2 separate regions of the Homo sapiens genome follow, and region 1 is linked to region 2. A link is an interaction called in ENCODE POLR2A ChIA-PET data of the cell type or tissue named here. Cell type or tissue: OCI-LY7. All regions are shown on one strand. Links, peaks and the distances in the headings refer to the core of each region. The heading gives the core; the rest is flanking DNA.

Region 1 (8,203 bases), core at 2,417-4,916, 330 kb after region 2:
TCTGATTAACTTTGGTATCAGGTTTAAACTTTACTCAAAAATTTAAAAACATAATTATAGCCTGATATTTGATGACTTATGGAAATGATGCATCTCTTAATATTTTATGAAGTTGATACTTTGGATAATTGGATATTATTGGACTTCATAAACATTAATAGAACAGCACGTAGAACAGAGTCTCGCACATTATAGATACTCAATATTTGTTGAATGAGTGGAATGAATGAATGAAATGTAAGAATAAAATCATAGCTACAACCTTTTGATTTCAGAATGGGGCAGAGGCTGCTCGGATTCACATATCTGATACTAAGCTCCTATTTTTCATTTTAATTTATGGATATTTATTTTAGAGGTCAACCCAATAATCTAGCAAAATATCACTATTAATATGTCTTGCTTAAGAAATATTGGCTTCTGAATAACTACAGATACACATGTATAAATGAGGTAGTTTTTTAGATGTCTATATATAGATATAATTATCTATATATCAAATTATATCTCTAGCTAAATTAGTTAATTTTCCTCCATGGTTCTGGGAGAATTGAACAAAGGTATTGTGCTAAGTTTACATTCAAAGGCAGCTTGCACATTTTAGACTTGTCAGTATTAAGAATGTGGTGAGGTTTTAAATTGTAGATCTATTTATAAGAGATTTATAGCAGTTACTATAAAGGATATTATTAGAAAGCAGGTATGAGCTATTAACAAATGAATTTTACTTATTTTGCTTAAAACAAAAAGTGAAGGACACAACCCAAATTTAAAATTTAAAATTATTCTTAACTTCTAAAGTTTTTTTTATCATTGATTTCCTAAGTGTTGTAGTAGGTGAATTTTGTTGGTGATAAACTGGTGATTCAATTCTCTGCACTTGCTCTTTTCTCTGAGCAGGTGCGGGCATTCTATGTGAACGTGCTGAATGAGGAACAGAGGAAACGTCTGTGTGAGAACATTGCCGGCCACCTGAAGGATGCACAAATTTTCATCCAGAAGAAAGCGGTGAGTCTTTGTAAGCTGAAGGGTGTCCTCTGCTGGCTAAGGAAGACAGTGCAGCTGTGTGGGAGAACCCTAAAAAGAAAGTGCCATTTCTGTTTTACTTGACTTAAGAGAACTTAAAAAAAAAAAAATAAACTAGTAATCCCCAACCAACTTCTGATTATTTTCTTTCCATGTTTTATCTGGTCTGGCATATCCATCGTCCTTAGCTGTTTGTCCAGTGTGTACTAATTTAGTTGTGTTCAGACTGAATTTTGTCCTATTCTGTTTAATTCAGCTGCAGCCAAGTTCTGTGCAAGATAGTAAATGTGCAATATCAAAATGTGAGTCCTGCTGCAATTCTACTTAAACTTTGGATGATAATAAATATATCAGCCGGTGTGATGGCATGCACCTGTAGTCCTAGCTACTTAGGAGGTTGAGATGGGAGGATCGCTTGAGCCCAGGAATACAGGGCCAGCCTGGACAACATAGGGAGACCCTGTCTCTAAAATCAGTCAATCAGTCAATCAGTCTGTCTTTCTTTTTTGCATTTTTATGGTTTAAAACCTGCCTAAAGGCTTAATGTCATAATACCTCGATCCTCCTTCAGATGCAGACTAGAAATTTGCATGATTTCTGGAATAAGAACTGCAATGCTTCCAAAAGGCAGGCTAGACTTTCATGCTAAGGTGCTGGGGTATTTCTGATGGCCGCTCATCGAGCTGAGTGAAGCCCTCTCACTTCTGGTTTCCTGGCCTGTCCCAGAGCTAAGCTTTTTGCAAATCTAGAAATCCCCCTTTTTCCTTGGCCCCTAGTTGCTGCTTCTCAGTTCCTAGGGGCAGCTGGGCTAGCAGCTGTCTGGGCTGTGTCCCAGAGCCTGGGTTCCAGTATCAGCAGAGAGCTTGACAGGCGCTCTGTGTGGTAGGCAGGGCAGGATTTATCTCCTTTTACTGGAGAGAATGGATACGACAGCTTGTAAATAGCAGAACTGGGCTGGAACCCTTGGCATTCTCCTTTCACATATGCTGAAACTGTAAGGCTTTTATGGGTTCCCAATGCCCTGCCTCCTCTTGCTGTCCACTGGGGAATTCCTGCCTGAAGTGTGTGGAGTTGTGCTGCATGTACCAGTGTTCTTGTATCCTTCACATTAACTTTAGGCTGTGTCTGGGCCCGTTTCTCAATGTAAATCACTGTAATTTGTTAAGCGCTTACTCTGAGGTCAGCTCTTTTCATGCAGTAAATGCACCTCACTTCTCAGCATTTTTCTCACAGCATCCTGTGAGGTAGGTTGTGTGGGTTTTTTTTTTTTAAGATGGAGTCTTGTTCTGTCACCCAGGCTGGACTGCAGTGGCATGATCTCGGCTCACTGCAACCTCTGCCTCCTGGGTTCAAGAGATTTTCCTGCCTCAGCCTCCCCAGTAGCTTGGACTACAGGCATGCCCCACCATGCCCGACTAATTTTTGTGTTTTTAGTAGAGATGGGGTTTTGCCATGTTAACCAGGCTGGTCTTGAACTACTGACCTCAGGTGATCCACCCATCTTGGCCTCCCAAAGTGCTGGGATTTCGGGCGTGAGCCACTGCGCCTGGCCTAGGTTGTATGGGTTTTTTTCCCCGACAATAAGCAATTCTGTAATTCTTTGACAGTAACTGTGTGTCCTATAACTCAATTCAATTCTAACAGTAGCTCCTGGAGCTAGAGTCAGAACCCAAAGATTTAGGGGTCATTTCCCACTTTAGATAACAAATGAGGTACCCTGGCTATGCACACTTCTGCAGATTCTGACTGCAAATCAAACCCTTTCCTCAGGTTTGATAATTTGCTGGAAAGACTCATAGAACTCAGGAAAATGATTTACTTATGATTACCAATTTATTATAAAGAATACAACTCAGGAATAGACAAATGGAAGAGGGGCATGGGGGAAGGCCTCGGAGCTTCTGTGCCTCCCTGAGTGGACCACCCTTCTAGCTCCTGGATGTGTGCACTAATCCAGACACTCCCTGACCTTGCCAGTTGTGGGTTTTTCTGGAGGTTTTATGACATAGGCATGATTGATGAAATTATTGGCTATGGGTGATTGAATACAATCTCCAGCCCCTCTCCCATCCCTGGAGGTTTGGGGGTGGGGCTAGAAGTTCTAACCTTCTGATCGCGTGCTTGTTCTTCCTGGTGTGAGCCTCCATCAGGAATCTATGTAGGCCCCCATGAATCATCTTAGTAGTATATAAAAGACAGTACATTCGAAGGGTTTTAGATCTGTGTCAGGAATGGGGGACAAAGACCAAATAGTATTTTTAAAATTATACTGATTAGGTGTCATTTTCTTGCGCATTTCGGCAGAGGGACATAAGCTCAGTAAGTTAAGTGACCTATCCGAGGTTGCTCAGCCAGTATATGTCAGAGTGTTCACTGGACCTGCATCTTAACTCTGAGGCTGGCATTGTTAAACACCTGTAGTACTGCCTCCTGCTGAAACGTCTTTCCTCCCCTATGGAATAAACACTGGGAAACCACAGTCCCTGGGGAGTGATATAGTAGGGAGTTAGAGTAATGCTTGCATTTATTTTCCTTTGGCCTTAGGTCAAGAACTTCACTGAGGTCCACCCTGACTACGGGAGCCACATCCAGGCTCTTCTGGACAAGTACAATGCTGAGAAGCCTAAGGTAAGCTGGGAGCAGCCTGGCCATGCAGAGGCTGTGTGTGCTGGGTTGGAGTAGGCATGACTTAGTTACCACTTAGCATTACAGTCTGCAGGGGCCATTACCTGCCACTGTTAGATTTCTTAGGCAGCTGTGCAGAAATTCATTTGAGAGATAAAGAATTCACTGGCAAAACACATACTCTTCATTTTAGCGCTGGGCAATTTAAGACAGTTAAAGTGAATGAATTCTGAATTATTATTTTCATTTGCATACATATTAAAACTGAGTAAATATCACGTTGCTGCCCATGAGGTGATTAACCTGCTCATCTTGTTCTTTTAAAACAGAATGCGATTCACACCTTTGTGCAGTCCGGATCTCACTTGGCGGCAAGGGAGAAGGCAAATCTGTGAGGCCGGGGCCCTGCACCTGTGCAGCGAAGCTTAGCGTTCATCCGTGTAACCCGCTCATCACTGGATGAAGATTCTCCTGTGCTAGATGTGCAAATGCAAGCTAGTGGCTTCAAAATAGAGAATCCCACTTTCTATAGCAGATTGTGTAACAATTTTAATGCTATTTCCCCAGGGGAAAATGAAGGTTAGGATTTAACAGTCATTTAAAAAAAAAATTTGTTTTGACGGATGATTGGATTATTCATTTAAAATGATTAGAAGGCAAGTTTCTAGCTAGAAATATGATTTTATTTGACAAAATTTGTTGAAATTATGTATGTTTACATATCACCTCATGGCCTATTATATTAAAATATGGCTATAAATATATAAAAAGAAAAGATAAAGATGATCTACTCAGAAATTTTTATTTTTCTAAGGTTCTCATAGGAAAAGTACATTTAATACAGCAGTGTCATCAGAAGATAACTTGAGCACCGTCATGGCTTAATGTTTATTCCTGATAATAATTGATCAAATTCATTTTTTTCACTGGAGTTACATTAATGTTAATTCAGCACTGATTTCACAACAGATCAATTTGTAATTGCTTACATTTTTACAATAAATAATCTGTACGTAAGAACAGAGATGGTATTTTCTTTCTTTCGACTCCATATGTAACTGTAAACTGCTACCAGACTCTTAATTTGAACATCATCATTTTCAGATGTTTACCCTTAAAAATGGAAATGCCAGTATCTCGAGGACTCCATGTTATTTGTTTAAATCTATAGCCTTTGGACAGCCTTCTGAGACACTGATAAAATAGCAAATGCCCCAACTTTGAAAATTACTTAAATCTCTTGTCCATTTGCTCACTTACCTGTGATTGACTTTTTAAAACAAGGGCTCAGAACCACTGGTCACTTTCCTCTTCCTTCTTTTTAAAGCCCATATTTGCCTATCATGGTTGAAAATCACATGGAAGACTTTAAAGATGAGTTCTGAATACTAAATGAAAATTTGTTTTCCTTGAAAATCTTTATTCCGTTCATATTCAAAACCAGTTTGTGCCGGGTGTGGTGGCTCATATGCCTGTAAACCCAGCACTTTGGGAAGCCAAGGCAGGAGGATCACTTGAACTCAGGAGTTTGAGACCAGCCGGGGCAACATGGCGAAGCCCTGTCTGTACAAAAAATACAAAAATTAGCCGAGTATGGTAACGCATGCCTGTAGTCCCAGTTACTAGGGAGGCTGAGGCGGGAGGATCTCTTGAGCCCAGGAGGTTGAGGCTGCAGTGAGTCGTGATTGCACCACTGCACTCCAGTCTGGGCAACAGAGTGAGACCTTGTCTGAAAACAACAACAATAACAACTAAAAACAAAAAACCAAACCAGTTTATACTTTCAGGAGTTCCTGAGTTACGGGCTTCAGGAAACAGACCACTAGCAGACAGATACAAACTCATTCTTGGTCTTTTAGCTCAAATTTCTTTACTCCTCTGTCAAACCCTCCTGCCTAATTCCCCCCGTATTTGAGTATGCTTTGAGACTGTTATATTTGTAGACATAGAAAATAGATATATCGGGCTGGGTGCAGTGGCTCACGCCTGTAAACCCAGCACTTTGGGAGGCCAAGGCGGGTGGAACACCTGAGGTCAGGAGTTTGAGATCAGCCTGGCCAACGTGGTGAAACCCCATTTCTACTAAAAATACAAAAATTAGCTGGGTGTGGTGGCATGTGCGTGTAATCCCAGCTACTCGTGAGGCTGAGGTGGGAGAATCGCTTGAACCCAGGAGGTGGAGGTTGCAGTGAGCCAAGATTGCGCCACTGCACTTTTTATTGGGAAAGGTGAGAACTTCTGGAGATGGTTGGTGGTGATGGTTGCACAACAGTGTGAATGTATTTAATGCTACTGAACTGTACACCTAAAAATGGCTAAATGGTAAGTTTTGTGTATATTTTACCCCACAAAAAAATCCAATGGTCCATTCTTAGTCCTTGTCTTACATGACCTCTCAGCGGTGTTTGACACAGTTGGTCGTTCACACTGCCTTCTTCATTGTTTATTTATTTTAGAGACGGCATATCATTATGTTGCCCAGGGTGGCCTCTGCCTCCTGAGTAACTGGGACTACAGGCACACATCACCATGCCCAGCTTTCCTCCTCGTCCCTTTCTCCTCCTCCTCATTTTTCTTCCTCCTCCTCCTCTCTCTTCTTCTTGTCCTTGCCCTCATCCTCCTCCTTTTTTTTTCTTCCTTCTTCCTTTTTTCTTCTCTCTCTTTTTTAAAATAAGAGCTTTATTGAGATATAATTCACATACCGTAAAAACCACCCATTTAAAGTGTACGAGTAAATTTTTTTTGTATATTCACAGAATTGCGCAACCATCACCACAATCAATTTTGGAGCATTTTCATCACCCCAAAGGGAAACCTGTACCTATCAGCAGCCACTCTCCATTTCTTTCTTAACCTAGTCCCCAGCCCTAGGCCATCATGAATCTAAGATTTGCCTACTCTGCATGTTTCATTTAAATGGAATAATATAGTATGTGGTCTTTTGTGACTGGCTTCTTTCACTTAGCATAATATTTTCAAGATTCTTACATATTGTAGCATCTATGAGTGCTTCATTTTTTTAATTGCCAAATAATATTCCATTTTATGGATTTACTATGTTTTATTTATCCGTTTATCATTTGATGGACATTTGGATTGTTTCTACTTTTTGGCTATTATGAATAGTGCTGGTATGAACATTTCTGTACATATTTTTGTGTGGACATAACATTTTCATTTCTTGCATTCTCATCTTAAAAGGTGTTTTTCTGGCTGGGTGCGGTGGCTGCCACCTGTAATGCCAGCACTTTGGAAGGCTGAGGCGGGCGGATCACGAGGTCAAGAGTTCAAGAGCAGCCTGGCCACTATGGTGAAACCCCATCTCTAATAAAAATACAAAAAAAAATTAGCTGGGCGTGGTGGCAGGCGCCAGTAATCCCAGCCAGTCAGGAGGCTGAGGCAGGAAAATTGCTTGAACCTGGGAGGCGGAGGTTGCAGTGAGCCGATTGCGCCACTGCACTCCAGCCTGGGTGACAGAGCGAGACTCCGTCTCAAAAAAAAAAAAAGGTGTTTTTCACCTACACTCTGCCACACCACTATCTAAAAATGTAAATATTAGACTCTTAATATATAAAAATCTGTTCTTTTGCTGTGTCAAGCCCCTTGACATAAGTAACTCCATCTTAGAGACTCCATCTTATATTTCATAGGGCACTTTGCGAACAGGGACAAGATGTTTGCTTAATAAATAAAGACTGCATCCAACCAGATGAGGACATCAACAAGCACACTTTTCCACTCTCAGTCCTCACTAGAGGACTGTGGCTATAAAAAGAACAGGACTTGCGCAGCTTGAAATGGCCGTCTTAACTACACCATCTTGCTGTTAATCATGATAATCACCTGGCATCTGCCACTGAAGGCTCTCGGACTGCCTGGCGCAGACCAGGAGATTCTTTTTGCCTTAGTCGCTCTCCCTGAATTGATTCATTAACCCTTTCTTCCTATCCTTCTTCTTTTGATGTTCAATATTACTTTGTTGTGGCATGTTTAATCTATAACATTTATATTTTAAGTATACTATTATGTATGATCTGCCACATTGACTGACTTGTGGAGTGGCTTGAGCCTGTGTGACTGCAGCTCTGACTATCGAGCAAATGGGAAGCACTGAGGCAAACTGCCTCCTTAGGAACTCCGTGCAGCTCGTGGCTTTTGTGATTGAGATTACTTCAAGAAAGTCAGACATTGTGGAAAGACACAAATGTGCATGGACCTGATCATCTCTGACCTCACGCTGCTCATGAGACTTGCTCTTCTAAAAGGAGGGCTTGGTCTGGGCTTTTAGAAGCACTGTGAAGGATTGCCTAGTTTGTTTCAAATAAATGTCAGGATTTTGGTTTAAAAACACATTAATTCGGCCAGGCACGGTGGTTCATGCCTGTAAGCCCAGCACTTTGGGAGGCTGAGGAGGGGAGATCATTTGAGGTCAGGAGTTTGAGACCAGCCTGACCAACATGGTGAAACCCCATCTTTACTAAAAATACAAAAAATTAGCTGGGTGCGGTGGTACACACCTGTAGTCCCACCTACTCAGGAGACTGAGGCAGGA
Region 2 (3,663 bases), core at 728-3,227:
TTTATTACTGTCATTGCTTTAAGATGAAGTAACAAGGCTCTCAGGGGTTAAGTTCCCAAGAAGCACACAGCTAGTGAGAGCCGGAGCCAGAATCAAGTCCAGGTTTCTCCACTGCAAGGCCATAGGTTTAACTGTTACGTTGTCCTTCCTTTGAGCCAGCAGTTCTCAAGGTTTTGGGTCTTTGAGTTCCTTTATCTCTTAACAATTAAGGTCCCCAAAGGACTTTTGTTGGTTATATCTATGGAAATTTCCCATATTAGAAATGAAAAACTGGCCAGGTGCAGTGGCTCACGCCTGTAATCTCAGCACTTTGGGAGGCCGAGGTAGGAGGATCGCTTGAGCCCAGGTGTTCAAGACCAACCTGCGCAACATAGCAGACCCTGTCTCTGCAAAAAAATTTTAAAAAGAAAATAAATGAAAAACTGAGAAATTTAAAAAAAATTCATTTGTTCACAGTAATAACGGACTCAGTCGTTTTGAAAAATACTCTTTTTCATAAAAATTTTGGTGAGAAGAGTGGCATTGTTTTACATTTACATTTTTGCAAATCTCTTCAATATCTGGCTTAACAGAAGGCAGCCGGATACTAATGTCTGTGTCTTCACTGACACTATTTTGCTGTCATATCTTATACTCTCTGGAAAACTGAATATTTGTGAGAGAATGAAAATGAAAAAAGGCAAATAACTGTTTTCATACTAATCCAAATACATTTTGACCTTGTGGACACCTGAAAGGGTCTTAGGGACCCCAGCAGTCCCTAGACCACTCTTTGAAAATCTTCACTCCAAGCTTCTTATCTGCAGAGTGGTGCATTTGTAAATAACTTAGGCTGGAACCTTCATCAGTTTTCCCTGGGAGTACAATGAGGCCTCCCCTGCCCAGAGCCACTGGAATTGAGGCTTTCACAGCTGATTTGGGGGTTGATGGGGAGGGTGAGATTTTGGCAATCCCCTATTTATTGGTTTCCTTAAAAGCTTATATTTTGGAAACATTCGGGAAGAGGAAACCTTGTGTCTCTAGGAACTATAGATCCCAGAAATCAGGTACTGTCTTCCAGAGTCTCCGTTAGTCACTGTGGCATCTTGAAGGATCCAGCATCGATGCCGGCCTCATTTCCCAGATGCTTTGTGGTGCAGCACAGAAGCCCACTGTCAGTGTGACCTGTCTCTGTTTTGTACAGTATGGCAAATGTAGCACAGGGCCCATGATGGCTTTGGCCTTGAGCACGGTGGCTTTGACTGGAACAAAAGGCCGGGGAGCATGCTTGCTGTGGAGACGGCCTCAGCTCCTCACTCTGCAGAGCTTGGCCTTTCCTGCCATTTGTTTGGCCATTGCTGGTAGTGAGAAGCCTCTCGAGCCCAACAAACCAGTGTTGTGTGGTTGTTCATGTGCTTGATGGCTCTGAGTAAATGTGAAAGCTTGAACTTTGTGAGCTAAAAATACTGGTAGCTATCATTAAGTCCTCTGAGGCCTTTCTTTTTCTTCCTTTGAGAGGTACTTCATTCATATGATGTTAATGGTCTCTGGACTGAACTCTTCACGGTCTCCTTATAGGGAAGTATTTGTTCCCAGAGCAAAATTTAACCTGTAAGTTTCTTAATGGCAGGTGGCCGTTTGCTGAGTGATTCCTATGCCAGGATATCAATGAAGAATCCAGGGGCTGGTCGCAGGGTGTCACCTGAGTTACTGTTGTTTGGGTTTTCTTCTTCTCATATAGGAAAAATAAAATAATAGTAGCACATCAGAAAGTATGGCAGGGTTTTCCTTGGAGTCTCATGCCTTGTATTAAGGACTGTCTTCAGGGTCATTGGGATGAATATGTCTAGTTTCCAGAGTCACTGCAGTGGTGAGAGTGGTGGTGGGGAATCCTTGTGGTGCCTTAGGTCTGTCTTGGGAGAGGGGAGCAGAGTGTACTGCACCCTGAGGAGAACCCGGATTTCAGGTGTTAAGATCGAGATTTGTTCTTCCACAGACTAAGAGCTGGCTCAGGGCAGGAGCTGGTCTGTATGGTGTGTCCCCAGCCCCAGCACAATGCCTGCCCCCTAATAGGTTTGCAGAGAACATTAATGTCCAATTGGGTGGCCTACATCAAGTTTCAGACGGTGGAAACCCTTTTTGACAAAGCAAAGCAAGCTTAAAGCAGTCTCAGATGTTCAGATCTGTACATATTTCATTCTTTCTATTTTTGATTTTTCTCTAGTGACAAGAAAAGGAAGTTAGAGGCCAAACAAGAACCCAAACAGAGCAAGAAGTTGAAGAACAGAGAGACAAAGAACAAAAAAGATATGAAACTGAAGCGGAAGAAATAGTGAAGAGAAACTCGGGCATCTGTGTTTGATCATGGGAAGATACTCTCACTAACTGAACCCTCTCTGGCTGGACTGTTAAAAGCAACGAGAGGCCCCGGCACACCTGGAAGCTGGCCGCGAATTCGGCCTCTGGGCCTGTGTGTCTGTGAGCTCAACCTGGCTAAAGGCAGAGTCACTCCCAAATGGGTCTCTTTAGAACTTGATGGCTGGGCACTGCCATCTCTAGAATTGCCACGAGTCTCTCTCTTCCTGCCCAGTCCAGGGCCCTCCTTTCCTATAAGTTCATATTTTGCTTTGAGCCAGCTTTTTAGTCTCATTCCCACACATGTGGAAGCCACGTTGCCTCTCGACCGCCTGAGGCCCTTAAGTACATCGCTTTCTGGTGGTGCCCAGGAGGCTGCTGCTGGGCCGCTGGGTCTCTCTTTGTGGACTTGTACCTGGAGCAGGAGGAACTCCAGTCCGTCCCGGCATCCATGGCAGCCCGCGGTTAGGTGCGCCAGGGTTTGCTGATGTTGTCTTGTGCTGTTCCACTCTTGGCTCCAGCAGACCCACTGTCCCAGAAAAGCCTGATCCTGTAGTTTATGTAGAATGCCACATCTGCGTCCTCAAGACCTGTTTCATCCATTTGGGAAAAGATGTTGGGAAAGGCCACTTTGCTCGCAGGGGTGAGGGGAAGGATAGAGAATCTATTTTTAATAAATAACATTCTAGAAAGATCAGCTGCCTGTGAGTGTTCTGAAATCCACGCACCTGGACGTTTCTTCTGGTGGGTCTTGGCTGCCTGGTGGAATTTGGAAGGTGTTGGTATCAAGGTCAAAGGTGAGCAGTGTGTCTAGGGCTTCCCAGCCCAGGAGTCTGCGGGAGAAGTGGCAGGTGGCTATGGTCACCTCGAGGGGCTTGGTGTGGTGGCTGGAAGCCAGCTAGAACTGCCTCATTTCCTTCCCAGCTCCTTCCAGGTCACTTGGTCCCTTCCATTTGTTGGGAACAGAGGTAACCTGGTGGCTTTACACATACTTTGGTATGTTTGTTTAATGGTATCCAGGCTAATGAGTCTGCAGCCCCGATATGTTGTCTAGGTTCAGAGAAGGACAGGGAAGGAAACGGTAACTTCTCAGCCTAAGGGTATTTCATATACAGCTCCTAGGACTCGTCCCCACAGGGAGAAGAGCAGGTTCTGTATGCGACCCTAGGGCTGCTGAGGCTTGTCACCGAGGCTGTCAGGACATGAGCCTAGGGGTCTTTCGTTTCTTGGGACTGAAGTTTCCTGGCCACAGACCTCTGTTAGGTCTGTAGGAAATTTTGCTGGAGGCAGGGAGGGGGCATGAAAATAATTTTTATTTATTTTCTCAGG

Evidence for each region. ChIA-PET counts read pairs that join two places held together with the same protein. Peaks named below come from ENCODE experiments on the same cell type or tissue, not always from the same donor. Only the 100,000 strongest peaks of a DNase experiment are listed, where the experiment ranks them.
Region 1: POLR2A ChIA-PET joins it to region 2 with 14 read pairs; 3 of 35 experiments call an interaction of 5 or more read pairs at or near these places.

What each region holds. Positions count from the first base shown.
Region 1 is chr11:34,467,388-34,475,590 of GRCh38, forward strand. It overlaps CAT (catalase), which reads left to right. Exons shown (of 13, transcript NM_001752.4): 11 at 901-1,008; 12 at 3,571-3,654; 13 at 3,981-4,673. The coding sequence ends at 4,046. Among named protein-coding and RNA genes, the nearest start is that of CAT, 33 kb to the left of the region's middle. In OCI-LY7, for the core only: no CTCF peak of the experiment used is centred there; no DNase peak of the experiment used is centred there.
Region 2 is chr11:34,143,881-34,147,543 of GRCh38, forward strand. NAT10 (N-acetyltransferase 10) reads left to right here. Exons shown (of 29, transcript NM_024662.3): 29 at 2,204-3,028. The coding sequence ends at 2,312. Among named protein-coding and RNA genes, the nearest start is that of NAT10, 40 kb to the left of the region's middle. RefSeq lists enhancers at 1,091-1,330, 1,561-1,730. In OCI-LY7, for the core only: no CTCF peak of the experiment used is centred there; a DNase peak (open chromatin) is centred at 2,271; H3K4me3 peaks cover 1,227 bases; H3K27ac peaks cover 2,500 bases.